Regions from separate parts of the Homo sapiens genome. Here regions 1, 2 and 4 are each linked to region 3. Evidence: read pairs that join two places in POLR2A ChIA-PET (ENCODE). Cell type or tissue: PC-9. All regions are shown on one strand. Each heading gives the region's core, and the rest is flanking DNA. Links, peaks and the distances in the headings are about the cores only. Region 1 overlaps LRRC1 (leucine rich repeat containing 1). Region 2 has its middle 12 kb from the start of LINC01564. Region 3 overlaps LOC124901334 (a long non-coding RNA gene). Region 4 overlaps KILH (KRT19 interacting long noncoding RNA in hepatocellular carcinoma).

Region 1 (5,000 bases), core at 1-5,000, 91 kb after region 3:
TGTATATTCTTGGGAGATGTAGGCATATTCCCATGAGTGAGGAAGGCTGAGTCCAGTTAAGGTGTAAGCCCTCCCGCGTCCTGGAAAGGGTTGTCAGAGCAAACGCTGTCATATGATACCGTCCTTGCAGCTCTTCCAGCTGAGCCATCACAAATACACGAAAATAGCTTGGATATTTGGACACATCTCCCAACTTTAAGCTATTAAGGTTTTCAAAATTCTCCAGGTCCCTTGATCCTCACTGTGACTCTGGAGTGTAAGTTTTGGATAGGCTGCTATTGGTCTGAGCCTTTCACTCAGACATGTCATTACCAGTCACAATGCTATTCTTTTCTGTGAGGCTTGTTTTTTGAATTTAAAAAGAAAATAAGCTCCTATTAGTATGGACCATATTGATAGGAATCAAAATTTCATATTTAAAAGTTCTTTGTAACTCATGAGGGGATTACATGAACTCCCTTATTAAAGAACTTAATATATTGCAGCATGGATCCTTATGAAAAAGACAAGTTGATAATTGCCTTGCAAAAGCTTTCTTTTCTCCTCCTTTCTAATACTCATGAAAAGTAGTGCTAGGGTTTTTCTACCTGATTTGGTCAATGCTTCCTTTATTTTTCTTCTAATTAACCAGGGACTGTAACATCATGTTTTAACCTTAATTTTGTTTTAAACTTTTAAGTTCAAGGGTACATGTGCAGGTTTGTTATACAAGTAAACTCGTGTCACGGGGGTTTGTTGTACAGATTATTTTGTCACCTAGATATTAAGCCTAGTACCCATTAGTTATTTTTCTTGATCCTCTTCCTCCTTCCACCCTCCACCTCAGGTAGGCCCCAGTATCTATTGTTACCCTTTGTGTGTCCATATGTTCCCCTCCCACTTATAAGTGAGAACATGCAATATTTGGTTTTCTCCTCCTGCATTAGTTTGCTGAGGATAATGGCCGCCATCCCATCCATATTCCTGCAAAGGACATGATCTCATTCTCTTTCATGGCTGCAGAGTATTCCATGCTGTATATATACCACATTTTCTTTATCCAGTCTACCATTGAGGGACATTTAGGTTGATTCCATGTCTTTGCTATTGTGAGTGGTGCTGACATGGACATACATTTGCATGTGTCTTTATGATAGAACAATTTATATTCTGTTGGTTATATACTCAGTAATGGTATTGATGCTTTGAGTGGTAGTTCTGTTTTTAGGTCTTTGAGGAATCGCCATACTCTTTCCCACATGGTTAAACTTATTTATACTCCCACCAACAGCGTTTAAGTGTTCCTTTTTTTTTTTTACAACCTCGCCAGCAGATGTTATTTTTTGACTTTTCAATAATAGCCATTCTGATTGGTGTGAGATGGTCTCTTATTATTGTTTTAATTTGCATTTCTCTAATGATCAGTGATGCTGAGCTTTTTTTTCATATGCTTGTTGGCTGCATTTATGTCTTCTTTTGAAAAGTGTCCGTTGCCCTTTGCCCACTTTTTAATGGTGTTTTTTTTTGTTTGTTGATTTGTTTACACTCCTTGTAGATGCTGCATATTAGACCTTTGTCAGATGCATAGATTGCAACAATTTTCTTCATTCTGCAGGTTCTCTGTTTACTGTGTTGATAGTTTCTTTTGCTGTGCAGAAGCTGTTTGGTTTAATGAGATCCCATTTGTCAATTTTTGCTTTTGTCACAATTACTTTTGGTGTCTTGGTCATGAAATCTTTGCCTGTTCCTGTGTCCACAATGGTATTGCCAAGGTTGTCTTCCAGTTAACTTGAATTTTGGATGCTGTTTTATGACCCCAGAAAACCTGAGGTTTGCTTTTCTGCTTCATGCAAATGCTGTACTTGGTGCTAGTTAATTATAGGCCAAAATGCATATCAGGTGCTGTTATCTAAGAACCTTGGTAAATTTTGAGTAGGAAGAGGGGAATGTGCATGGAAACTGAGCTTGTAGAATCCTAGGGTCAAGAAGGTACTTTGTAGATCAACCATCCAGTTTTTCAGTTCCTTTGATAAAACCATACTAAAGGGTCACCTGGCCCATGCTTGAATGGGGAATTCACTGTATCCCCAGAGGACCCTGACACATTTTAGCTCACTATGTAGGGGAACATTTTTCTTTCATTAGTTTTCTGGTATTTGGCCATGCCACGCCAGTCTAATTCTTTCACCATATAACAGACTACATATTCAAAGGACATTTGATGTTCCCTGCAAATCTTCTCTTCCAAATCTCATCACTAGCCTTGCTGTCTGGGTGTGTTCCAGTGTGTGTTTCAGTGTCCTCTGCACTACTTAGTGTTGCCGGTAAACCATGCATGGGGAGAGATAATGGAATTTTTCTTTGTAATTTTGTTCATGTGCTTTTTAGGTGTACTTCATAATGGCAATAGGTTCCAAGTATTGACTATGTAATGATGGAGGTGTGCACTTTGGATGTTTTTGTAGGTCTAGGCAGAGGAATACATCTTTGAAAAGTGACCAAGTTATAAAATTTGCCTGCCTTACCTTAAAGATGTAATTGTGTAAGAGCCTGCTAATGTGGGCAGTGGTCAGTCCTGCTAGACCAAGGAGACTGGGGCGCCATGTCAGCCCCTCCCTCTCGTGTTATACTGCCACTGTTTTGAAAGTTAACACTGGGAATTGGCAGATAAGTCATTGGTATGGGAAATAAAGGATTTTATAAACATTATAAGTGTGCTTTGGGTTCCTGGGGTTGTAGAATCAGGGAAGGGGGCTGCCTCCAAAGTTGATAGTGCCTCCCGGACTTGGCTGTTCATGAGAGTCACCCGGAGAACTTTGTAAACTGAAATGCATCGCCTCACTGCAGACCTATTGAGTAAACTCTGAGGGTTAGGCCCAGGAGTCTGATGATAACGCAGCAGACTAAGAACTGGTTTGTAGGCGTTAAGTGGGGAACAGGTGATGGTCCATCTTTTAGAACCACAGACTAGATAATCTTTAAGCTACTCTCTGGTTCTGAAATTACAATTTTTATATCCTTTTGATTGTTCTTTATGCTGTCTTTTTATGGTGTGTGCTTTTTATTGCCTTCTTTTTCTATTGCTGTGTTCTTTCACTTTCCTTCTGTGGTTATTGTTGGCTTGTTTTACCCATTTGAGTAACTTACTGGCTGAGTGTCCTTGAAGATTTTTCAAGCAGAGGAATGGCATGGTCACAGTTTTCATTCCTGTCGTTGCTGGCCTGTGATGACCATTTTTCCCATCTTTCTAGTGTGTCTAGAAAGAACACACTAGGTCAGAGCATCCTTTTGCTAGGGCTGCCACCTACTCCTGCCAGCCCCCTGCCTACGTGTGGGCTTGCTGAGGCATGATCTTTATGTCTCCTCCACATATCTGCCTTTTTTTTTTTTTTTTTTGGACTCCTGATCACAGCTGTCCAGGTGTTCCTTTTGAAATGGATCTGAATTTTTAATTTTAACCCAAAGAGGCCATGCCTTCTTACAACCTAGAGCCTAATTTTGGTTTATGTTAATAGAGGAACCTCCCCAGTCTTTCCAAGCCAGCTTGAAATAATAAAGGATGTCCCACTGCATCCTCCAAGAGAGACCACAAAAGGAGGACAAAGAGCCCCCATTACTCTCCATAGATAACCTATTAAAAGCTTGTATTTGATAAGGTGCCCTGTTCTGAAGGTGCCCATGTGCAGTTAGCCTCTAGCATTCATGTACATATTATCTTTGAACTGTTTCTCAGTTAGCAAATCTTTACTCAACTCAGAGCAACTGTAGGACAAGTATTTGGGATAAGGGGGACATCTTTTATGCAAATGTCAAGAGTGATTGACTTTTTTCATCTTCTTAACCCAGAGTTCCTCAACCTTATTTTCATTAGGTCCCCCTCCATGCCTCTTTAGACATACATTTTGTAATCTCCCCTTCGATTATGAAATCTTAACACCACTGATGTACTGTATATCTGTATATATACTGTGGCCCTTTGAACAAACACAAACCATTTTAATAGCTGAGACTTTTTTTTTTTTAACACTCTTCCTCCCCCGATTAGTTTCCCTTTCCTTGGTGACTATAATGCCTCTATTGTAAATGCATGTTTTGACCCACCTGCCCAACCTTGGCCCAACTTGCATAAGGTATATTTAAACCAAGTGATTCTAATGTGCATCCAGGCTTAGGACCCAGTGATCTTACCCACTGTTTCCAAAACCTGGCTTGATCATAAGAATTAACTGGGAACATTTGTTAAGCAATCATATTCCCAAACCCTTGTGCCTGGAGATTATGCACTAAGAATTCTTATGCTTAACAGTTGCCTCAGTAATTCTTAAAATGTGGCAGATTTGGTTCTTTCTCTTCTGACCCAAAAGCTGCTCTCTCTGCCCATTTTCCAGCCTAGAGGTTGTGAGGGTGGGGAATGAAGTTGCTTACAAAGCATAGATATACTCTAAATATCCTGAGTTGGAACTTAAAATGAAATCGAATAAACACTTCCACAAAAAAAAAAAAAAAACAGTTGAAGTAGTGTCATGTTACTTCACTAGACAACTAGCATTGAATATCTATTGAGTAGAACTGTGGCGGGTATTCTGAGGGATGCCTTAGTGTGTATAATATGGTTTATTACTACAGGGGGCTCATTAATCTCTTGAAGGAGCAGAGGCAAAATGCGTTGGAGAATCACCTTAATTTTTTCCAGGTAATTGGGTAAAGGCCTCAGAGAGGTCGTGGCATTTGAGGATGAATAAAATGCTGCTAGCTGGGGAAAGGTTGTTAGGAACAGGAAAGGCATAATGAATAGTGAATGATTCACTGGTGCCAGAACATGGGGTGCATGGGCCTGTGGGTGTGGGAAATGGAGTCAGAAAGGCCATGGATATTTGTGGGGCAGAAGTTAGAAAGGACACTGGACTGGAAGCCAGAGAGGTTTGTTGAAGGTGTGGCTCTGATACCTTCCATGCCTTGTCTTTCAAAGTTCAATTTGTGATAATGATTGCTCACTGGGCAGTTGTGTTGCTAGTGTAAGA
Region 2 (8,351 bases), core at 1,511-6,510, 120 kb before region 3:
GCCTACTAAGTCAGAATGCATATTAAAAACTCCCCGCCCCCAACCGATAATCTGCAGGCACATGAAAATTTGAGAAGCACTGATGTAGTTATTGTCTGACTTAATCACTTACCTGGGGCTTGCACAGCAACCCTGCAGAGCTCTCCCACAGCAACCCCGCAGAGTTGAAGTATGGTTAGTTTATTGTATTTTTGTACCTTACAATACTATATTATACAGTATTTGTATAATACAGTGCTTGTACAGTATAACATGAATATTGAAAAGATAATACATGGAACCTTTTGGTTATCATATTTATCATATAAATAAATGTGTTTAGCTGAAATTTGATAAGCACACAAAACATTCCTAGGGAACTGTTAAATATCATTTGCATTGCAAAGCTGAGAAAAGTATCTGCTTAGATATTTTCAGGCAGAGGATCATCTCAGAGTAACAAACAAGAGCAAAGATGTTTTGTGCAGCTGCTTTACCTTCTACCCTTGTGATATCCTGCAGCAAGGATGCCCCTGAGAGGGCAAATACTAATATTAAATCATACTGGTCAGTGATATTTTGGGGATGAATCCTGGGACTAACTCAGCATTCAAATGTACATAGTGTTTAGAATTTAGGAAGAATTTTTGATGTCTTCATGCTGAGTGACTAATTTATAAAAATGGTTTAAATTAGTCAAATTTAAGCAACATACTTATCTGATATTATCCCCGATTCTTAAAGTTTCAGGATTTCTTTTTTCATTTCTGCCTGCATTCATTTAGTTGTTTATATGATTCCCCTAAACTTTCTGCCAAATTGTATATTTACATTGAAGTCATCTTTCTAACCACAGTTCTTCAATTCCCTATTTAAACCATTGGGTTTAGAGGTGTTTGAGAATTCAGAACTTTTCAAAGTTAGAAGATCCTATTTATTATGTAATATCCCAAGTAGGGTCTGGGGCAGTACTCTTTAATCAAACATGAATATTTCTGCAACATATAAACAATTTACACTAAATCATATGAACGAAGACTTCAAATAGCCTCTCCTTGGGTCACATCAGGTTTTTGTCACAAAATCAGTTACATAAACTTTTCTGTTTTCATAGTTTTCTTTATTTTGTTTTTATATTTTGCAATTGTGGATTTAAAAAGATGGACCTGTGTACAATAACAATATGAGAAGAAATTTTAGAAGTTCTTTAGTTTACCTTTTTTCTCAAAGTAGTAGTAAGGACAGCAAAAATTAATGTGAATGGGTATTTATCCAAAACTAAAATTTTTCAGTATTCCATAACTTTCTCAATATTTAACAAATAATACAGTCATAATATCATGTGAGGCTGAGGCTATCCTTATATCTGCTCATGCCAATTCTCATCCCCTTTCTTTCTAAAAAATAAAGGCTAAACTAAAAATATTTGCTTCACCACAGTGTTGTGCAGCTGGAGGGGCCGTATGATTCAGGAGTATGATCCCATGAGATAGAAATAGAGGGTTTCTGTGAAAGCTTTTGGTTTCCTAACACAGGTCTCTCCCCTTCCCAACTCCCGCTTTCTTCTTCTCCCTGTCTTGAATACAGATGTAATACCTGGAGATGCAGCAGCTATCTTGCAACAAAGAAGTAATAAGCATTAAGACAAAAGCCTCACTCTAAGGGTGGTGGAGGTAAAAAAACAGAAACAGCAGCCTGTTGAACCTCCTTGGACTGCCCCAGACTTCTTGTTTCGTGGGGCAAACTTACTGTTTAAGCCACTGTTTTTGAGTTTCTGTTATTTGTAGCTAAACATATTCCTAAATGCTATAGTATGTCACTACCTTTTTTTTCTCATTTATTTAAATTTATTTATTTATAGACAGGGTCTCACTTTGTTGCCCAGGCTAGATTGCAGTGCACAGTCATAGCTCACTGTAGCCTCGACCTGCTGGGCTCAAGGGATCCTCCTGCCTCTGCCTCCCAAGTAGCTGGGACTACAGGAGCATGCCACCACACCCACCCAGCTAATTTTTTAAATTTTCAGTAGTGTTCCAAACTTGTGTGAGAGTGTAACCACCCAATAGTTTCTTCCTGCCCACTGCACAGACAAAATCAATCCACCAAGGCCAAGTCATTGCAATAAAATTTAATTGACACGAGGCCAGCCATGCCACGTGGGAGATGGAGTTATTACTCAAATCAATCTCCCTGAAAATTTGGAGGCTAGAGTTTTTCAAGGGTGGTTTGGGGAGCCAGGGAGTCTGCTTCTGGGTAGGGCCACAGGACTGGCTAGTGGGGTTTGGCAGGCCTGGGTGGAGACGTTGGTTCATTGGTCGTCAGAAATGCAGAAACCTGAAAAGACATCTCAAAAGGCCAATCTTAGGTTCTATAATAGTGATGTTATCGGCGGGAGTAATTAGGGGAGTTGCAATTTTTGAGACCTCCAGACTAATGGCTGGTAATCGTTTAAGTCTACACCTTAGCAGAATTCAGGCTCCTCTCATCCTAATAACCTGGTGGATGGATTAGCTTTCCTTAGCTTTACAAAGTGGTATAATTTTGGGGAAGCACTATTACCATTTAAACTCTAAACTAAATGTCTCCCAAAGTTATCTTGGCATAAGCCCAGGAATAATTAAGGCCAGTTTGGAGGTTAAAGGCTAGATGGGGGTTGGTTAGTTCAGATCTCATTCACTGTAATAATTTCCTGATTGTTATAATTTTTGCAAAAGTGATCTCAAGAGAAGAAAACTATGTATATGCATATGCATTTTTGTGTATATGAGTAAATATTTCTGTAGAGATGAACAAAAAGGTGATACCTAGCCTGGGCAGCAAAGTGAGACTCTGTCCAAATAAAAAAGTTAAAAATTAGCTGGTTGTGGTAGTGTGTACCTGCAGTCCCTGCTACTCAGGAGGCTGAGGCAATAGGATGGCTTGAGCCCAGGAGTGTGAGGCTGCAGTGAGCTATGATTGCACCGCTGCACTCCAGCCTGGGCAACAGGGAGAAACCCCATCTAAAAAAAAAAAAAGAAAGGTAGTATCATTGGTTGCCTTTGGGTAGAGAAAACAGGTGGCTGAGGATCAGAGCCAGGAGTGAGGCATGGCTTTTGTACATTTTAAATGTATTTTTAAAAATTAAATATATGTATCTTACTGTATGATTTAAATTATATACATTTCAAGAACAGACAAAATGAATTACGGTGATTGAGGTCAGAATACTATTAACTCTATGGGGAGATATTTACTGGAAAGTGGCATGAGGCGGTCTTCTCCAGCTAAGAGATCAGAGATATCCTCTATCTTGAATTAGATGGTGGTAACATAGGTACATGTATATGGAAAAAAAACATCAACTCCATACTACTATTTGTGCACTTGATGTACCTCAGTACAGTTTTAGAGCATATACTTTGAATAATAAGAAAGAAAATTAAGATAATTATTAATATTCTGTGGGCTTCTTGTTCACTATCATCTTAGTTCAAATTTCAACAATTTCCCTAATTTAAAGTTTTTTTAAAAGAGTTTTCATGTGAGAATGTGTATGTATACATATGAATGTCAATGCAGAGGAGATTTGTGGCCAATCTGTGGGTTATTTCCTATATAAAATAACCCTTCATTGACCTCACTTCATTGTCCAGTTATCACCCCAGTTTTTTACAGTCACGCTTTTTCAGCACTGCTGTGTGTAGGTGGGTATATGTGCCTAAACTCAGGACTAGTATACACCCAGGTATGAATAGATCAAGTCACATACTTAAGGATTTGATGTTGGAGTTTGCTTCTATAGCAAATGAATTTCTAAATATTAGCTCAGTGCAGCTTTGATGAGTGCACGATGAATCAGCAAAAGCTTAAATAAGGGAGTGTGCACCAATGACAAATTCCCTTTGCAAGGGAACTTTGATCTCTACTGGATGACTACCTGCTTCTGCTGTGCACTCGCTCTCTCCCTCTTTGCTTCTAGCATAACAAATACGTTCCCCTGCATTGAACGTGTTTTCCTAACAACAGTGGCGAGATGTGACAAGGAAACTTGTTTGGAGCAACGTCTGAGTCACAATAGAATTAGTATCAGGTACAAATGACCACAAAGTACAGGTGCTGAGTCACAGTGATTTGGGATTCTCTAGTAAAAAGGACATGTGGAGAACTTAACTTTTATTTCCTCTCTTTTGCTGGTGTAAGTTTGGAGGTATCGTCACACAATCACCTTTCATTCACTAACGCTCACATTTTAGGTGCTTTTCCTTCTTACATAATAAAATAGCAAAGCACATAGGCCTGGGGTCCCTGGGGAAAGCCAAGTCTGCCTGGCTGCCTTGAGAACTCTGGACTGGATTTGACATGGAGGAGTTGGGGATTGTTGCTCAGGGATCAGAACAGTGAAACTCAGGTTAATGAGTAAAGAGTGAGAATATGTGTTTGTATGTTTCTTAATCCCATCTACTAGGTGATTACAAAACTCATTCAAAGTTGAACACAGTAGAGGTATTTCAAGTTGCTTTAGAGAGAGAATTACACACACACAAAAAATCTTTAGGAGCCAGACAACCACTGTGGACACCAATAAGAGAGCTCCAACATTGGTGAGGTATAGACCCGTCAAAGTTGTTGGTAATAACAGCAAGGTCCATCTGGCAAGATTGGTCACCTGTGGTGGAAGTGGTGGTGACAGCAGGGATGCAACTGCAGCAATCAATGATGATGATCTCACTAGGGTGGGGAGGTGTTAAAGGCATCTTCACAGCAGCACAGTGCCCAGAATGCCAAAGAGCAGCAGGATGGATCCAGCATCCTCTCCTGATAAAAGAGGGCTAGAAGACGGGAGGCTCCGGGAAGTCTACTGGGTGAGTATTAGTCCACTCTCACATTGCTATCAAGAAATACCTGATACTGGGTAATTTATAGAGAAAAAAGGTTTAATTGACTCACGGTTCTGCAAGCTGTCCAGGAAGCATAGCGGCTTCTGACTCTGGGGTGGCCTCAGGAAGCTTCCAATCATGGAAGAAGGCAAAGTAGGGGCAGGTATCTCACATGGCAGTAGCAGGAGGAAGAGAGCGAGGGGGAGGTGCCACACACTCTTTAACTACCAGATCTGACAGATAACTCATTGTTCCAAGGGCAGGACAAAGGGGATGCTGCTAAACCATTCATGAGAAATCTGCCCGCATGATCCAATCACCTCCCACCAGGCTCCACCTCCAACACCGGATATTACAATTCAACACAAAATTTGGACAGGAACACAGATCCAAACTATATCAGGGTGGAGCCCTACATCTAATGTTTCTTGCCCTTGCTCTTGGTAGCTAGTGTCTCATTGGACTCTAGTGTCTGCTTGTTCTATTGGATCAGGAGCTCCTTGAGGGGAGGAGCCATATTAAATTCATCTCTGTACCCCTAGTGTTTAGCAGTGTTTTATTGAGTTAGTAAATAAATCCATCTCTATTCTTTATCAAAACTCTGAGCTGTGATGAAAAAGTCACTGTCTCCACCTGTGCTTTGGATCTGTCAGTAGGGCCTTTGCTTCTACAGTAACATCATCCTACACAGAGTAAACACCTACTGAGTGCTGATTATGCCTGCTGTGGTTACTACAATCTCTTAAGTTTGCCTTTAAGCTTTGTATGTAAAATTTTTAATTGCTTTGCTATTTTAATCTGATCACATTCCCCTGGTTCCTCCCTTTTAACTTTAAGCATATGCAATGTGCCCGTTTGCACAACAGTCTGAAGTTTTATTTCTATGATTCCTCCTTTTCTGCACAAATGTTCATGTTTCTCATACTTCCTATTACTTCTGAACATTTTCCTAATGACAGAAGTCATAGAAGCACTCCTTAAAAGTTGATTTTTTGTTTGTTTGTTTGTTTGTTTGTTTTGAGACATTCTGCCACCCAGGTTGGAGTGCAGTGGCATGATCATGGCTCACTGCAGCCTCGACCTCCTGGGCTCAGGTGATCCTCCCACCGAAGCCTCCTGAGTAGCCGGGACTACAGGCACCTGCCACCACACCCAGCTATTTTTTGTATTTTTTGTAGAGATGAGGTTTCACTATGTTGCCAAGGCTGGTCTAGAGCTTCTGGGCTCAAGCAATCTGCCCACCTCAGCCTCCCAAAATGTTAGAATTATAAGCAAGAGCCACTGTACCCAGCCGAGAGCTGATTTTATATTAATATCTACAGCTCTGGTTAGACACAGTCTCAGGGAATTTGTGGCCAGTCTGTAGTGTTGTCTCCTTACTTAAAAAATACTCCTTCCTTGACCTCACTTCAGTGTCTAATTATAATTTCATTTTCTACATCTATCCATGAAAAAAATGTATAGAGTGGGGGGAAATCTACCTTTCCACCTCCATTTCCTCATCATCCACTTCCACCTGAACTTGCTGCCACCTGACTTCAGCTTCACCACCTGTGAACACATCACTTTCTCTAAAGCCTCCCACGCTTTCCTTCTGACCTTGAGCCAGTGGGCTGTTTTCATACTTCTCTTTCATAGTTACTTAGTTGCGTTAACATTGTCAAAAAGTAAAACAAAACTCCCAAGCCTAAAGCCTCCCCTGCTTTGAGACAGTCTCCCCATCCTGACACCTGTGACCCTGAGTTCATCTGCATTATTCCAACCCATCTGGTGAATGAGTTAATGCTGATTTTTGATCATCCAACATGGTGTCAGCCTCCTTCAGCCTTCCAAGGTGAGCCTATGAATTTCCTCCCTTCTAAGTCCACATACGTTTGTTTCCTCCCACTCTGCATCTTTACCCCATTCATGGCACTCTTAACTCCACATAGCCCCTTAGTTTTCTAAACCCATTTAAAACCTTACACCATCAAGGAGAAGCATAGCTTCTTAAACTTTCCCTACTGTAATGGCTTCTCAGGGTTTGTGTGAACAGTGGGGGTTTTTAATTTTTTGGTATAATACTAATTTATCAACACATGTATACTTCTTGGTGAATATGCTTAAGGTTATTTTTTTCATGAGTGTATATTGCTCCCCGAGATCCTTTCTTGCATTTGGGTTTTTTCCAAAATGCTTAATATGGTCCTCCATATGCAGAGGACACTAGCTAAATATTGGTTAAAGTGGGTAACAATTAAAAATGTAATACTCCTGCCAGCTGAGTAAATACTTAACTTGCTTAATATGACCGTGACAATTTGTCCAGACACTGCCATTTCCTGCTTTCAGGGCACTGTTGTCTGTTGCTAACTTATTGCTCCTCTGGGTCTCCTTTTCCTACCTGGTTCAGATGTAGAATGTGGGGCTTACAAAGTTAGAGGAGGACATTTTCTTATGGGTTTTGTTACCTATACCAGTAAGTTAGAAGGAAAAACTCACTAAGGAAAAACCAAACCTAACCATTTTTTACACAGCCAACACAGAGCATTTCACCTCTAGTCTCCAAAATATATAGGGATTTCTCCCCACCAGCAACCAATAAATTCCCTAGCAGATATCAGCTATGTGTACTATAATTTAATTCAATTCTGACACTATCTATCTGGAGATAGCATCAGATCCCACAGAATAAGGGTTCTACCCCACAGGACTGCCCCCACTTCAGAGGCCGATCACGAGTTACAGGTTGTCACCTCTGCTTCTGCTGATCAGCTATAAGTCAAGATTCCCACTACTGTCTCCTTGGGTTCAATTAATTTGCTAGGATGACTTACACAACTCAGAGGAACACCTATTTTTGTTTACTGGTTTATTATAAAGGATACTAAAAAAGATACAGATGAACAGCCAGGAGGAAGAGATGCATAGGCAAGGCATGTGGGAAGGGGCATGGAGCTTCCATGCCCTCTCTGCATGTGCCACCCTCCAGGACTTTCCACACGTTCAGCTATCCAGAAGCTCCTGAACCTGGTCATTTTGAGTTTTTATGAAGGCTTCATCATGTAGGCATGATTGATTAAGTCATGAGCCATTGGTCAGCCCCTGTTTCTTCCCTGGAGGTGAAGGTTGATTGGTGGGACTTTAAGTCCCAACCGTCTAATCATGCCTTGGTCTTTCTGGTGACCAGCCCCCATACGGAAGCTACTTAGGGGTCCCTAGGCATCAGTAATCTCCACAGCATATCAAAGACACTCATCACTTTGGAGATTCCCAAGGGTTTTAGAAGCTGTATGTCAAGAAACAGGAGCAAGCCCAAATACATATTTCATAATATCATAACCATGTGACAACTTATCATAAAGACCAGGTACTCACTTACCAGACTGAATGCCTGTAAGAGTTGATGAAGTTTACTTGAGCGGAGAAGGAACTGATGGAAGCCTCTCGTGCCAGACAGGTTGAAGTTCAGGTTTGCCATACTCTAGTAGTATGATTTTGGCAAAGTTACTTAACTTCTCTGTGCCTCAGTTTCTT
Region 3 (8,351 bases), core at 1,799-6,798:
CTGCAAGTCTGAGTTCTAATTAACACAGTGGTTGATTCACTAATGCCAAGTGTCTGTTGTTAATGAAGACATGAAAGCAGTCCCGCAGGTAACATTTTGTAAGGGGCTTCTTTACAGCAGCAGTTCACTTGGGCAAACAATGACAGCAATCCACACCCTCATCCAGTCTAATGAAATGCGTAGCTATTTACTGGATTCTTTTTACCTCAAACCCACTTGGGAGAAAATAGAGATTTTTCCCAATAAATGTGTACGGTAAGGCCTTTGGAAATATGCAAGTATTCATAGCTACAAGTATTAAACCATGCACTTTGAGCCAGTACGAATAGCAGCAAGGCTTAAGAGAGAAGGCTTTTTAAAAAATTTTTTTTATTTTTTATTTTTTTTCTAATGCTAGATCACAATGGACTTCATCAGAGCCCTGGAGAGCTAGAGTCAGAATAGGCCAAAGCAGGAACTCTTGCTCCACATTATGCTTTCTTTTTGCAGCATTAAGGCTTTGGCTGAAATGCTAATGATGAAAACAATCTCCTTGGGAACCTGTAGGTTTCCACCTTGTCCCAGGCCTGGAGAGATTAAAATGTTATGACAGTTGTGAAGTCCCTTTCTGGCAAAGCTCCATGATCTTGTGAAAAGTGTCAAAGGAGATGAATGAAAACAAAGAACTTCACCTGACCTCCAAGTGGAAGGCTGAAATAAAAAGTTAACCCTAGTCACTCCACTGTGGCAGAAATGTTACATATTCCTGCTGCCAAAATTCCTCAGTCCACTCTTGAAAACACAACAAACACATTCTCTCTCTCTCTCTCTAACTTCTTTTAGTCTTTCTGCAGAGCATGTTTTCTTTCTGGTGTTTCTTTATATGGGAGACAGGTAAAGGAGAGAAAGGATTGTTTAAGTGGATGAACCAGGCTGTATTTAAGAATTTTAGGCCAGGAAGGATGGCTCATGCCTGTAATCCCAGCATTTTGGGAGGCCGAGGTGGGCGATCGCCTGAGGTCAGGAGTTTGAGACCAGCCTGGCTAACATGGTGAAACCCTGTCTCTACTAAAAATACAAAAAAAGTAGCTGGGCGTGGTGGTGGGCGCCTGTAATGCCAGCTACTTGGGAGGCTGAGGTAGGAGAATCAATTGAACCTGGGAGGCAGAGGTTGCAATGAGCTGAGATCGTGCCATTGCACTCCAGCCTGGGTGACAAAAGCAAAACTCCATCTCAAAAAAAGAATTTTAATCCTCTTGCCAAAGGCATATGTCTAGATATCACATGGCTCTGACATCAGTAAGTTTATTATTTAAAATTTAAGAAAAAAAAATATATATATTTTTAGAAATAGAGATGGGGCCTCGCTATGTTGCCCAGGCTGGTCTTGGACTCCTGGGTGATTCTACTGCCTTGGCTTCCCAAAGTGCTGGGATTACAGATGGGAACCACTGTGACTGGATGATTAGTAAATTTAGACATGAACCCAAACTAAACCCACTCTCAGCTCCTACCTTTCCCTGTTGTCCAGAGCTGCCTGCACTCATTCCTTCCTCCCTTTACTGGCATCTGTTACCTTTCTACTCTTGAAGGAAAGCTTACTTCGCGATAATTTTCCTTCTCCATCTGTTTCTCTTGGCTCTGCAACTCATAAGACAGGATTGGAGAAAATATCACATGGATCACATAGTTTTGCATTTCAGAGACTCTAATGCAGTCATCTGGTGCTAGTCAAAGAATCTCAAAAGATCCACTTCCTCCTGAGTCTTCAATCTTGATGTGAGATAAGGGAAGGTCAAATGTGGTTTCCACTTTTAAAATATGGGTTACTGAGGCTGAAAATCTGAAAAAAGCCAGCTCCAAGCATTTGCTATCTTCACCATTTTTTTTCTCTACTCTCCCTTCAATTACTTTTCCTTCCTTGCTATTTCAATGCAGAATTTTCCGTGAGGAAGTTCCCAGCCCTTCCACCTTCCACCCCTTTAGCAGATCACCAGTAGGTTCCTGTATTGCAACAAGGGATATTTGAAGGTTTTACTTCCTAGCAGTGATAAGCTGGTGGGTGAGGGCCTTCTCAGTTCCCTAGGATCATGCCCCAGCAGAGACTACCTCGAGGTGAATGTGGTCAAGTTTTCCCTGGAAAAGGCAGTCATTCCAAAAGCCTGTTCTGGGACTTGGCTCAGTCACTAGCACAACCTGCAAAGTGTGGATTTTTTTTTTTTTTTTTTTAACAATAGACTGACAACGGTTACTGGTATGAAATTTCTTTCCCTTCATTTGCTTTTCACCTCAGAGTGATTTCTTTTTGCTTTAATCAAGCAGCTACTGTGTTCTTGAAATACAACTTTTTTTTAAAATGCAATTTTTTTTTTCAGATTGTGTCAAAGGATGGAACAAACCTGGAAGAGGTAAAATCTGGGTCCCTGTTTTTTATCTGCCACTTGAGAGCTGTGTGAACTTGAGCAAGTCATATCCATTCCTTCTTCAAACATGAGAGTGCCTGGTATATGCCAGGCACTGGGACACAATGATGAGGAGGCATAGGAAATTGACCCAAGAAATTGGCCATTACACTTGCTCTAAAGATTTGGCCAAGATACCCAAGAGCAGAGAGGAGAAAACCTCTAAGTCTGCTTGGAGGATGGGGAGGATCTTTTATAAAACAGGTAGAAAAACGTTGGCTCTGGTGCTGTGAAATACTTTGTCAACTGCACTAGAACACAGAGCTTTTTAAGAGCACTTTATTGGTTTGAAAATTATACAGTTCATTTGTATTAGTGATGATACTTACAACTTGATCATGCAAATGTGAATTTCAAAGTCTAAAGTTAACAAATATCTCTATCTACCTCCCAAAGAATAGAAAGACTTTAGAACACTCTAAGCCAATAATCTCTTCCATTTTGTTTTAATTCCATCCTATTGTATAATCACAAAATCAATCACTATCATGATGTTGCTGCTTATAATCAAGATCTATTTAGATTTATTTACATTTTACTAATATCCTTGCCTACTATACCTTTCTGCATCTCACTCCTTCCTTTTTTTTTTTTGAGAAAGAGTCTCACTCTGTCACCCAAGCTGGAGTGCAGTGGCACGATCTCGGCTCACTGCAACCTCCACCTCCCGGGTTCAAGCAATTCTTCTGCCTCAGCCTCCCGAGTAGCTGGGACTACAGACGCGCACCACCACGCCCTGCTAATTTTTGTATTTACTTTAGTAGAGATGGGGTTTCACCATATTTGTCAGTCTGGTCTCAAACTCCTGACCTTGTGATCTGCCTGCCTTGGCCTCCCAAAGTGCTGGGATTACAGGCGTGAGCCACCACGCCCGGTTTCACTCCTTCCTTCTGAGTTCAACTTTGTTTTTCCTGAATTGCATCCACTAGTAGGGTCCTTTAGGGGTGTACTCTCAATTATTATTATTTTAATGATGGTTTAGTTGGACTAGAACTTTAGTCAAGATCTATTTAGATTTATTTACATTTTACTAATTTCCTTGCCTACTCTACCTTTCTGCATCTCACTCCTTCCTTCTGAGGTCAGCCTTGTTCTTCCTGAATTGCATCTACTAGTAGGGTCCTTTAGGGGTGCACTCTCAATTGTTATTATTATTTAATGATGGTTTAGTTGGGCATAGAACTTTAGTTTGATAACTATGCATCTCAAAGATATTAGTACACTTACAGTGTTGCTTATATCAATGTAATTATTGTTCATTTTGGTTAACTGACTTTTTGCTTATGAAGATCTTTGTCTTTGACATTTTGTTGTTTCATTACATTTTGTTTTGTTGTTGACACTAGGAATGAACTTATTTTTATTTTTCTTGATCAGGACTTTTTAAACTTTGTGAATCAGACAATTTATGTTTCAAAAATTTTAGACAATTTAGTCATTGCATCTTCAAATTTTGCCTCTTCCTCATTTTTTCCATGTTTTCCTTCTGGAACTTTTACTGGACATCTTTTCATTTTATCCTCTACATCTCTCCCTTTTTATTCATGTTTTTTGTCTCAATCTCTTTGGAATTCATGCTCAGAGCTATCTTCCAGTTTGCTAATGCTTACTCCAGTTGCATATTCCAACTAATGCTATTCCAGCTAATGTTATCTTCCAGCTTCCTTTGCTCTTTCTAATGCGTCAATTAAGTTTTCAGCTTCAATGAATATACTTTTCTTTTCTAAGCACTGTGTTTGTTTATTCCGTCAACTTTGCAGTTGCATTTTTCTCCTTTTTTTTTTTATTGTGTTACGTCTTTAATCATTCTAAAGATACCTGTTTTATTGCCTATGTCTGACTCACCGGAAATTCCTAGGTATCCAGTCATGCTGTTTGTGGTATCTGCTGCCTCTTGCTCCTGGTAGCTTGAGTGTTTCATAAATATAGATTGCGAATTTATCAACACTGAGCCTTTAACTGTGAGGATCCTGTGAGGCCTGGATCGAAGGTGTGATTCTGCAGCAAAGTTTTACAACTGCCTCCGTCGAATGCCCCATGGGTAGAAAACCAGGCTTCATTTTTACATGAATTGCTTGATTGAGAGTTCTTGAGCTATAAAAGATAAGCCCTGAATCCACGTGGGGGCAGGTCTTGATCAGGAACACTCAGGGCAGACTTTCTTTTTCCTCACTCAGAACCCAGACTGAAATAAACAAAATACCTTGTCATCTCCCTGTCAGTGGGTGGATTTATTTAAGGACCTCTCTATTACTGAAAATAGAGTCCTTCAAGAGTCCCCTACTGGTGTTTCAGTTCCAGCTCCCAGCCTTATATATGTGTGGAGCCAGGACCTCATCTGCCATCTCCACGCATGCATTGGCTCTGAGCTAGTGCGATGGCGCCCCCTTCCTGTCTCCCACTTCCCTCCCAGGACAACCGCAGGCTTCCTGTCTCTGTACTGCTCTGGTTTGTGACCTGTTTCAATTTTAGCTCCTGAACATTTCTTGTACTATCTTATAAAGTCAGTGCTTTTAAAAGTATGTTTTGTATATTTTTTTCCAACATTTCTAGATGTTTTATAATGGAGGCTCTACATTTTTCTATATTGTTAGAAATGTAAACTCTTATATATACTTTTACGAATAGATCCCAAAGAAGTTTTTAACTTGGTGAAATCATCTTGTTATGTGAAAATGTGGCCATCATAGCTGGCTAACATGCTAAAGAGGATTAGCCTTGGTGAACATGCTACTAACTCAAAAAGTTATAATAGGGTGCTTGAGATAATACAGGGGAAAGGTAATGCCTTTTGAGGGACTAGATAGTCAAGCAGAATATCGTAAACTGAAGGAATCTTGGAGATTAATGTATTCATTCATTCATTCATTCATTCATTCATTCATCAGTTACCTGATGCATGCCTATGACCCAGAAACTGTTGGGTAACATGCAGTTTCTTCTCATCAAGATCATCTTCTGTAGCACACGGTGAATAATAAACAGATGATTAAGTAACATAGTTATAGACGGTGATAAAAGCTGCACACTTTTAAGATGAAGACTGGGAGGCATCAGCCTCCATGAAGAAGTAACAGTTGAGCTGAACCCTAAATCATGAGAAAGAGTTAGCCATGAGAAGAGGAGGAAGCAGCACCTAGACGGAAAGGCAATGTGATTCGGTTGGCGGGCGGAAAGCACAGGAAACCCCAGTGAGAAACCAGAGCAGACAGAGGGTTCTGAGAACACAGAAACCAGCTTAGCCAGAGTTGGCCCTGGTGGGACTCTGATTATACCTTCTGTATTCTCCAGTCCTCACCCATCACATACCACTAATGCCCTTGACAGCTGTCCTATTCAGCCTTGTCTTTAAGCAAGCTGTTATCTACCACATCAAATACCTCCAAGTGCCCACATGAGCCATAAGAAGACCTAGAACACCTGCTTCTGGGGTATTTTAGACATCTTGCTCCAAATCCATAGAGCCTCTGCAATTAATGAAATTATCTAGGAGTTCTTGCACCTGTTGTTTTTATGTAATTCTGTCTGTGCTCACTCGAATAACTACTAATTATGTTCTAGCATAATAAATAAAAATTTGCTGTTATGGTTTTAGAAAACAAAGAAAGTGCTTGATATTTAAAAAGTGCTTTTTATTAGAAAAATCTCTATACTAAATTGTCAAATTTTCATATCTTTTTGTTATATAGGGAGCTATCTATACAGCCCTGCTCAAGTTGACAAGTATATATACATGTATGTATACATATATGTATTTATACGAGCCTTAAAAGAAGAAAACAAATTTTATTGTCTTCCTTCTAATATTACTGATGAGTAACTGCATCCTCTCAATAGTTTGAAAACTATTGTTTACTTGATTTCACTTTATTTTCATAATAATCATGGGAGGTTAATAGTATTATTTCCCTTCTTTACCAGAAAAGGAAATCAGTTTCCTTTTATGACAATGGTGAAGCAACATAAAATATTACTGAGAATAGATTAAGGATAAAATGTGCATGTTAAGAGTTAAATGTTCGTCTCTGTTCTAAGCCAATAACACCAACATTTGCATCTCAATTTGTGTGAATTGGGTATTTTAAATAGCTATGTAATTTCCTACCATTATTAGTAGAAAAGCTGTTGTGCATGCTTTCTTTTAAAATAAACATGCATTGACCAAAATCTGTTATCGAATACAATATCAAAATCAACATTTCAATTTTTATACATTTTCTTTATCTTATTGTTTTGAAGGCCTTTCTATAGGAAGCCAGAGTCTTGTGAACACTAGGATGAGATAGATTTCTGAGACATTAATCACATCAGATGGAGTTATTTTCATTAATCCTTTGTAGAGCAACTGAAAATAGACCTGGAAATGAGTGTTGAAAATGTAAAGCTTAGACATGAGAAGCATTCAGTAGGAGGAGAGTCCTGGCATAGTTGTGTTTTCCCAGGGCACTGTCTTAATTTAATCTTAGTGCCACAAATGGAGTGGCTCTTTGAAATATTAGGATTTGTCAAGTGACTTTTCTCAGTAATGGTGTTGCCTCTGCCCATCTGTCAAACTCTTTTCAACACATGTTTAAAGGCAAATTAGAACACAAATGCAGAACTGAAAAGCATTCTGATATATGTACATTGCATTTCGGGTGTTGTTTTACTTGCTCTAGTTAAGTCTCTTCAGTTCTTGATGATAACATACTTGGCCCATGCTAGCTGCCTATAAAACACATCAATAGGAAGATAAACTGTTATAGAATCACACACATGTGATTTCTAACCATCCCAATCATTCCTATCCTTCAAAATCCCGGTTATTGCCACATTCCTACTTGACTGTACAAAATTTTTGACAGGTTGTATATCAAGTGCTTTATATGTAACATCCATCAAACCTTTACAATTACCCAGTGAACCTGCTACCTTGATTAACCTTTTTTTTTTTTTTTTTTTTTTTAAACAGATAAGGAAACAGAGGTGTGCAGAAGTTAACTACCTTATCCAAGGCCATACAGTCAGGAAGGAATGGGGCAGGATTTGAACCCAGGCAGTTTCACCCCAGGGCCGGAGTGTTTAGTCACCAATAAATGGAATGTTGTTTGCAGATTACGTGCAGAACATGATGCTGGGCATGTCCTCAGAAATCTCATATTCTAGTCAGGAAGTAAGTCACCAGTCTAGGAGGAGGAGGCAGGATGCAAAGTCCAAAACCCTTTGCCTACTCCTCATGGCCCTTTATTTTGGGATTCAATTTATTTTTCTTACCTAACTGCCTACCACGTACCATTTTCCTGCTTGAACTCTGGACTCATTGTGAGGTGTCTAGAGAAACCCTCACCTTCACAGCTCCATGCCTTTGTTTACTTGATGATAATACGTTCTTCTCCATCCCCTACACAAATCTGCTTTTCTCTAGGTGAATCCTAACTACTCTCCACGAAGCTCTTCTTTCACTTGAACTCATAACATTTCTTCCCTCCTTTTTCAGTAACCATATATGCTAGGTATTATTTCATGTGCTTTACATCTATCCCTGATGCAAGCCTCAAGTTTACCTAGAAGAGGATACTAGGGAGAAAGAATGGAAAATACAGAGGCCTCAAGTCTGGAGTGTACTAAGCATGTACCAAACCATAGGGAGGTCAGCAGCATTTAGGAGATATTTTTTAGCTCCCACTGGGCAAAAATGAGCTATGTGGGTGCTCAAGGCCAGCAATCTATTTCTCCAAGCTGTCTTTGATGGCTCTACACTCAGGCTTGCCTAGTGGAGTGGCTGTCTTAGTCCATTTGGGCTGCTGTAACAACATACTGAAAACTGGGTGGCTTATAAATAACAGAAATTTATTTCTTATAGTTCTAGAGAATGGGAAGACAATGCTCAACCAGTTTGGTGTCTGGTGAGGGCTCACTTTCAGGTTCATG
Region 4 (8,351 bases), core at 1,584-6,583, 180 kb before region 3:
AATTCAACTCACCTAAAAACTTATCTTACAATACACAGGACATCCCACAACAAGAATTGTCCTACTCTAAATGTCAGTAGTATCAAGTTTGAGACACTCCTCTATATGTTGTGAAAGGATAATAAATCTCGAGACCTCCAAAGCACTAAGCCAAGGGAAAAATCAAGCTGGAAACGATGTCAGGCAAACCTGCCTGCATCTCATTTTATTCCTAAATAAAATAGCTACAAAGATAAAAGGCTACATACCTCCCTCACAATTTGCCTACAAGGAATTTCCTTGTGGACAAGGGATAGACAGAAATCAAAGTCATCCTTCTGAGGCTCATCTGAGACAAATGCATATCTGATTGCTTCCTCTGCCATATTGTTTATATAAAAATGCAGATTCACTGAGCCAGACTAAATTGTGTATTCGGTGAAAGGCTGGTCAAAGACTCAAAGGAATCCCCCTCTGCTCCCCCCAACCCTGTGTGCCTTACTGGACTGAACCAAGGTACATCTTACACATAATGATTGATATCTCCTGTCTCCCTAAAACAAATAAAAGCAAGCTGTACCCCAACTACCCTGGGCACAAGTCATCAGGACCTCCTGAGACTGTGTCACAGGTATGTCCTTAACCTTGGCAAAATAAACTTTCTAAATTGACTGTGACCCGTCTCAGATATTTGGGGTTCACAATGTATTACGATGAACTCTATTACACGAATGCTTGTCTTTAAATATTTGCAAGGGTTTCCAAGATGGTCAAAAAGAATAGTTGAGAAGAACTGAACATTTACAATGGTTAGTGTCATTTTATTTGCAATTATCACAGGCACAAATATGTATATATAGTCACCTAGTGTACTCCTCTCTAATGTGCTGATGGAGCCTGTGATGGGAGGGGTTAGGGCTCTTTCTTAATCCTGTTTCTGTTTCTCTTGTGGCCAGTTACTTGTGAAAGGAAAATGAATCTTGGGGCCCCAAAATCACTAAGCTAAAGGGAAAAGTCAAGCAGGGAACTGTTTAGGGCAAACCTGCCTCCCATTCCATCCAAAGTCATCCCTCTGCTCACTGAGATAATGGGTATCTGATTGCCTCCTTTGGAAAGGCTAATCAGAAACTCAAAGGAATGCCATCATTTGTCTTTCACCTACATGTGACCTGGAAGCCCCCTCCTTGCTTGAATTGTCCCACCTCACCAGACAGAACCAGTGTACATCTTACATATATTGATTGATGTCTCATGTCTCCCTAAAATGCATAAAAACAAGCTGTGCCCCAACCACCTTGGGCACATGTTGTCATGACCTCCTGAGACTGTGTCATGGGTACCCATCCTCAACCTTGGCAAAATAAACTTTCTAAATTAACTGACACCTGTCTCAGATATTCAGGGTTCACATTTTGGCAACCATGAAGGGATTCTGAGTGTTTGTGCCACTGACATTTGACAAATCTCCTATCAGTGCCTGGTACCAGCTCGAGCTAGCTTTATGGCTCAAACCAATAGGACAATTTGCTGAAGCCTGCAAGCACCCCCTCCAGAGAATCCCTGATTTCCCAAAATGTGGTTGAGATCTAAAGTTTATTTTGTTGTACAACTTCCTTTGGAGTTTTACTTGCTTCCAGTACAAGGCAAATTTTTCCGGCTTCCATGAAGATTGAAGATAGGTAACTCCTTTATAGAGTTTCAGCTTGCTTCCAAGAGAAGCCAAATTTGAGATTTTTCCTGCTTCTAGGATGGTAGAGAGCAGTCTTCAGCTTGGGACTCATCCCTAAGTAAGTAACTGAATTGGGGTTTGTTTTGGCTAAAGTTAATATGAACAACTAGCTGGTCTTAATTTCTCCTTACCATTAGAACACTCAGTAATTTTACAAGTTGTGCCATTGTTTTTTGGCTTAACTGCTTTTTTGTTGTTGTTTGTTTCTGTTTTTGTTGTTGTTTCAGTCTTTTTCCCATTGGGTTTGATCAAACTATCTGACTTGATCAAATCTGAAGGAAAGTTCCAAATTATGAGGAATAAGGCCTCTGAAGTGGCTAAATTCTCACAAAAGAAAAGAGAAAAGAAAAAAGGTGGAGTGGTGGAGGGAGAAAAATGGCCAGCAAAAGAAAAAAAAAATATTTTTGATTTTGACTACTTAAGGGGCTTTCTTTACATAGCAAGGCCACCTCTTTGCTTGCCAGGCCAAACTGAAAGAGCAATGGCTGTTGCCCTACACTGCAGTTCCATAGCTAAGGGTTCTGCCATCTTTTTTTTTTCACCACAACAGCCTGATTTTGGTTCCTAAATCAAGCCCTTTCTGGTTTGATACTTGGTACTTCTGCAATAGCAGCAATTTGTGTGTGTGTGTGTGTGTGTGGGTGTTTGTATTTAAAAGGACATCATGGTTTGTTTGTTTTTCTCCTAGGACTTCCTCTCTTTTTTTGAGCAAAAGATTTTTTCTTCTCAGTTGGCTGAATTCTGTTTTCTTCATTTACTTCTGCTGTCTCTCCTTTCTCTTGCACCCTCTGCCGCATGAGGGGCCTAAAATAGTTTATAGTAGCCTGGGGTTCCTTAAGGAAAATGGAGAAGGCACCAGACTCCCTATTGGGGAGAAACCCATTTTTCATTATGGAACTCCAAGAGTGTAAACAGACAACTTGTATCAGCTCTTAAACTGCTTGCGTTTGTATTGTGTTACCTGATTTATTGACTAAAATAGGTATTGCAACAGAGGCTACTCTTCAGTTTTTAAGGAAGAGTGTAATTTAGACACTTTGAAATGTCTTTGCTTAAAAACAATTGTTTTAAGTGCACTGCAAAAGCATTACATGGTCTAGCCTCATAATAATTCTCCCTTTTTGGAGACCCAGGATTCAGTGTGGGCTCTGCCCAGATTTCAGAGATCTAGGCAAAAAAGAAATAATCCCTATATGAATAAAATTGGTCTCCTCATACAATCCCATGATAGAGTTCTATAATTTTATGTTTGATTTGGCATCCATCTTTATTCTCCCTCTAGCACCACTAGACTTTTTCTGTCTGTACCTTGAGATATAAATTTTGCTATCTGATTTTTCATCTAAGAGTTGTTTCCTTCAATATGCAGGTTTAGGGCTATTTAGCTGACAACTGCCAGGTTAATGAAACAGGTTATCATGAGTTTGCAAGTCTAAGACAGGGGAAAACAAAAGGAGGTCTTAGGAATCTATAAGATGTACTTCTATCAGTATGCCTAATACATCTATGTATCTATGTGTTATGTACACGTTTCACTACTAAAAACATATAAAAGAGCTGTAATTAATTGGCTTGCAGAAAAATAAAGGTGCTTAAATCCAATGCTTTATCAGAGAAAAGAAAAGACTAGCCAAATGCTTTTTCAAGTTTATGTGATTTAAGTAAAATCTTTAATAAATAAGCTAGCTTTAAAATTACTGGCAAAGTAATATTAGAAATGTCTTAAGAATTGCCAGCATACATTTTCGTTTGCATTTATGGATCAAGTCATTTCATATTTATCCCTGCCAAATACTGTAAGGTGTCAAAGTTTGGCATAGGGTTACAAAACTATAAACCCAGCCTAAAACAGAATGATTTTTGTTTGTGTTAATTTTTAATAAATAAGACATTGATATTGGTTTAATGAAAATAGCTACATCTTGAATTATTTAGTAAAATTACTGTAACTTCTAATCTTGTGGCCTTAGGGAGTCTAGTCCACAGGCAATAAGGTTTCTTTTGGGAAATGACTGTTATCATCTTTGTTTCAAAGCTAAACCAAACTAAGTTCCTCCCACAGTCAGTTCGGCCTATGCCCAGGAATGAACAAGGATAGTTTGGAGGTTAGCGGCAAGAGGGAGTCAGTTAGGTCATATCTTTTTCACTGTGTCAATTATAATTTTGCAATGGTGAGTTTCATAACTTTAAATGATGACTATCATAGTTTTCATAAATAATCTAGGTAAACAATTAAAATAATTAGGTAAATGTAATGGGATAAATACTTATAGATAAACTTGTCATAATTTAGAATCTAAGGTTGCATTAAATTAAATAATGGATATTTCATTATTTGGGTATTTTACAATGAAAATATATTATAGGAAAATATTTTTTCTAAAAAACAAAATGTGTCCTTTTTAAAAGGTGAACAATTTTTGTCTAATTCAAAGCTTATTTTAAGGTTATATATAAAACAAGATAAAAGAAACCAGGAAATGAGGCAGATGTAAAGAAAGTTGCAGAAATAAAAGGTATTTTTTGCTAAGAAAGCTCAAAGAGAAATAATTTTATATGAGAAAGAATCTTGTATGGTAAATTTATTCTGGAATAAGATGACGGGTTGTTTAAGAAAGAGGGATGTTCAGGACAAACCAGAAAGTCCAAGCATGTCATGAATGATCTGTGTAAGTCACAATAAGAGGATTTATTTAAAAAAAAAAACTTTCAGCCGGGCACGGTGGCTCACACCTGTAATCCCAGCACTTTGGGAGGCCGAGGCAGGTGGATCACCTGAGGTCAGGAGTTCAAGACCAGCCTGGCCAACATGGCAAAACCTCATCTCTACTAAAAAATACAAAAAAATTAGCCAGGTGTGGTGTCAGGTGCCTATAATCCCAGATACGCAGAAGGTTGAGGCAGGGAGAATTGCTTGAACCCGTGAGGTGGAGGTTGCAGTGAGCCAAGATTGCGCCACTGCATGCCAGCCTGGGTGACAGAGTGAGAGTCTGTCTCAAAACAAAACAAAACAAAACAAAACAAAACTTTTATATGATCAAGTTGTATATGATTAAAGGGAAATTATAATGGTCTTTCTAGAAATTGGGTTTGATGTAAAAAAACACACTTACACATTAAAGAATTGATTAGAACAATAAAAGTTTCTTAGGGGATTGATTTACTCTTTTTCTTTATTTTTCCGAGACAGATTCTTGCTCTGTCACTCAGGCTGGAGTGCAGTGGCGCATTATCGGCTCACTACAACCTCCGCCTCCCAGGTTTAAGCAATTCTCCTGCCTCAGCCTCTCGAGTAGCTGGGATTACAGGCATCTGCCACCACGCCTGGCTAATTTTTGTAATTTTAGTAGAGACGGGGTTTCACCACATTGGCCAGGCTGGTCTTGAACTCCTGACCTCGTGATCTGCCTGCCTCAGCCTCCCAAAGTGCTGGGATTACAGGCATGAGCCACCATGCCTGGCTGGATTTACTCTTAATAAATTGTAAGACATTTTAATTTTTTTAACCCAAAGTTCAACTTTTATTGCATCTCACCATTTTTGGTTTTCTCTCCCCTTTTAAAATGTGTAAAATAGTAATGCTCACTTTCATCTCATTTTCAGCTCATGTAAGTTTTTTTTCCCTCGAGTTCTGTTTGTTGTGGCCTGATGCTAACAATACAGGTCTAAAGGAAATGTTTTCTTCCAACATAATATTTTGTGCACTGCAGAAGGTCTTTTGTTTTGCTTTTTGGTAACTGACTAACAGATTTTACATTTTATTGAAATAATTCCTATGCCATTATTATTAAGTTTTGGTTTGTTTAGAAAAAAACTGAGGTTAAAAGAAAATTTTTAAAAAATTAAAGGTATTACATCCGTGTATCTTTCTGTATGTGCTTTTAAAGTACTTGTGACATTGAGTTACAGGGCTTTGACTCCTGGGTCTAAAAAGGACACCAAGTCTTGCTAAATCTTAAACACTGACAGCAATTAAATCCTCATCTTCAGGTCTGGTAGAAGAAGTCAATCAAAATAAACTGGATTCCTAAAACACAAGGCCAGAAATTAAAGCTAATCAACTCCTCAAGGCCCAGGGACTATTCTGTGGAAGAGGTGTGTGTTTAAGATTGTAAGGACTGATTATGATAGAGAAAATAAGTTGTTTCTCTATAAATTAACCGTTAATGTCAAAGGCATACTGATGCAAGACCATCATATGGTTCCCTGTGTAGTATTAACAAGGTTTTCTGGAAGCATTGACTGACTCCTTAATAAAGGTTATAAAAGTTATAAAAGGTTTATGGAAGTTATATCTTATAGTCAGGATTAAAATTTTATAGATTGTGTATAAAATTTTGGAAAGCAAATTTAATTGGCTTCATGCTGTTTTTATTAGGGCTTGTTTGGGAAATTAAGTCTCCTCTCTAAAATAATGAAGGTTTTTGCCTTTTTTTTTTTTAAATCCTTGAGTTATCACTTTGGTTAAATAAATGACTTTTTACAATGACCTGTGATCTTATTTTGTGATATCAAGTGTTTTCAACCTTTGATATTTGACAAAGTTTCCAAAATCAAATTATAAATTATGTCTTTATCTGACCTAATTCATCCTTTAAAATATTATGTTCCCTAAAGTCCAAAAATGACATATTTGTCTTATTTGGTATAAAAATTATACAGGAAGCACTGTCAAATATGAAATGGTATTTGGTTTTCTTTGGGCTGTATTTGTATAAATGTGTTATTGGTATCTGTTCCAAAATAATAGGAAACTCCTAAAATTCTGATATGACTTAGTGTATGTTATCAGTAATTATAATTGTTATGTTAAATTATTGTATGCCACAGAGGTAACAAATTTTCTTGTCAACTGTGTCTTTGACTATGGCTGCCCTAAAATTTTTTGTCATCCATGGACAATTGTTGTCTTGTTTTGTTCCTCTTTTGAAGGTAGTTTTATAATCAGCTATAAAACTCTTAACATGTGTTCTTGAATGCAGTTTTCTGATAACTTTGGAGATTGTGACATTAGAAAAGAGGAAAAACTTTCAGGACTTACGGAGAGCTGAAATGTTCACGAATATCAAGCAGAACAGAAATTAACTGCATGGACTGAACCAGTAGAAGACTGAAGTAGTCTTTTTGACTTTTTGCACAAAACGTTGCTGATCCTTTGTTTTGTTTTTCAGAGTCAAGGAAACTTTTCTTTTGAGCTATTGACAGCTTTTAACAAGTATACTCCTATGAACGAAATTTGGAGCTTATTTGTTTCTCTCTACCTGATTTCTCCAAAATTTGGAAACTACTTGTAAGTATTCGTGACTTACGGCAATATAGTTATTTGCATAAGTGAAATAAGAATCTGTTTTTATTTGTAACAGGACACAATTGGAGAAACTGGTTATTTTACTGAGTCTTTGGCTGGAATGGTGTGCTTTCCTTTAAGGTATTAAACTTGATTTATAGAGCCAATAAAAACCCCTTGGGGAAACTGGCCTCATACCTTGTCTGCACAGTCCCTGAACGGTGTTCCTGACCTGTGGTAAGTAAAGAATGTCACTTTCTGACAGGCCCAAGAGCCCTAAGTTATGTTGGAACTCAAAAGGAGAATAATTCACCCAACTCATAGGTATTTGATGGTACAAATCTGTGGCTGGGCTTGGCTTTAAAAAAGGCTTATGTGAGATTCCTTCTATGGAAGAAGTCCATCAAAGCTAATTTTAAAAGCCTATGTGAAAAATAATTATTCTTGCTTCACTTCATACAAATAATCTGGCCAAGTATAATAAAGCAAATTGGTTCTTCTATGATTTGTTTTTAGTGAAAATGGGAAACTGGAGAGAGAAAAAATACGTTTCAAAAACTATAGTGCACCTGTTGTTAGATTTTAGTCTTGCCTAATGTTTTTCTATTTTTATTATTTTCTACAGTTTAGACTGAATTCTAATTTTTCCTGGCTACAAGTCTCCAAAATAATGTTTTCAATTTTTTTCCTTCTTTTCCTTCCCCTCACCCCATTTTTCCTAATTCGAAATAATTGAAAACTAAGCTGTACTTTCTAAAGTCCTGCAAACTGAATCTAGACAACTTAAACTTCAGAAGAAAATAAAAGCAAACTATTTAGGTACATAAGCCACTTTCATACCTACCTACTGATGTATGGACTTCAAAGTAATGTGGTCTATATAGATTTTCTAGGATTGTTCTCTTGTTTGTTGTTTTTCTCCCTTCCTCCTACTATTGTCTCTTCACAGGACATGAGACTTCTCAATCTGCTAAAAATGAGCTTTCCTAATAACTTGGGACCTACCCCTGTAGGAATAAACTATCCTAGCCATGAGAGCAGAGACTCATTTTCTTCTAAAATGCTTTCTTCAAAAGATTTTTAAAAAGAAAATGGAAGAAGTGTGAAAGGAAAATAAATCTCAGGGCCCCAACATCACTAAGCTAAACGGAAAAGTCAAGCTGGGAACTGTTTAGGGCAAACCTGCCTCCCATTCTATTCAAAGTCACCCCTCTGCTCACTGAGATAAATGCATATTTGATTGCCTCCTTTGGAAAAGCTAGTCAGAAACTCAAAGGAATGCAACCATTTATCTCTCACCTACATAAGACCTGGAAGCCCCCTCCCTGCTTTAGTTGTCCTGTCTTTCTGGACATA

The links. Peaks named below come from ENCODE experiments on the same cell type or tissue, not always from the same donor. Only the 100,000 strongest peaks of a DNase experiment are listed, where the experiment ranks them.
Region 1: POLR2A ChIA-PET joins it to region 3 with 6 read pairs; 2 of 35 experiments call an interaction of 5 or more read pairs at or near these places.
Region 2: POLR2A ChIA-PET joins it to region 3 with 6 read pairs; 2 of 35 experiments call an interaction of 5 or more read pairs at or near these places.
Region 4: POLR2A ChIA-PET joins it to region 3 with 8 read pairs; 6 of 35 experiments call an interaction of 5 or more read pairs at or near these places.

The regions. Positions count from the first base shown.
Region 1 is chr6:53,822,841-53,827,840 of GRCh38, forward strand. The region is part of intron 1 of LRRC1 (leucine rich repeat containing 1); the gene reads left to right. Among named protein-coding and RNA genes, the nearest start is that of LRRC1, 30 kb to the left of the region's middle. In PC-9, for the core only: no CTCF peak of the experiment used is centred there; no DNase peak of the experiment used is centred there; H3K27ac peaks cover 433 bases.
Region 2 is chr6:53,611,981-53,620,331 of GRCh38, forward strand. No RefSeq gene overlaps it. Among named protein-coding and RNA genes, the nearest start is that of LINC01564, 12 kb to the right of the region's middle. RefSeq lists an enhancer at 3,431-4,630. In PC-9, for the core only: no CTCF peak of the experiment used is centred there; DNase peaks (open chromatin) are centred at 3,921, 4,561 and 5,161; H3K4me3 peaks cover 4,266 bases; H3K27ac peaks cover 5,000 bases.
Region 3 is chr6:53,730,386-53,738,736 of GRCh38, forward strand. The region is part of intron 1 of LOC124901334 (a long non-coding RNA gene); the gene reads left to right. Among named protein-coding and RNA genes, the nearest start is that of LRRC1, 60 kb to the right of the region's middle. RefSeq lists enhancers at 1-366, 3,818-5,017. In PC-9, for the core only: a CTCF peak has its summit at 4,784; a DNase peak (open chromatin) is centred at 4,306; H3K4me3 peaks cover 1,877 bases; H3K27ac peaks cover 3,229 bases.
Region 4 is chr6:53,554,880-53,563,230 of GRCh38, forward strand. KILH (KRT19 interacting long noncoding RNA in hepatocellular carcinoma) reads right to left here. Exons shown (of 4, transcript NR_110840.1): 4 at 6,410-8,351. Among named protein-coding and RNA genes, the nearest start is that of GCLC, 14 kb to the left of the region's middle. In PC-9, for the core only: no CTCF peak of the experiment used is centred there; no DNase peak of the experiment used is centred there.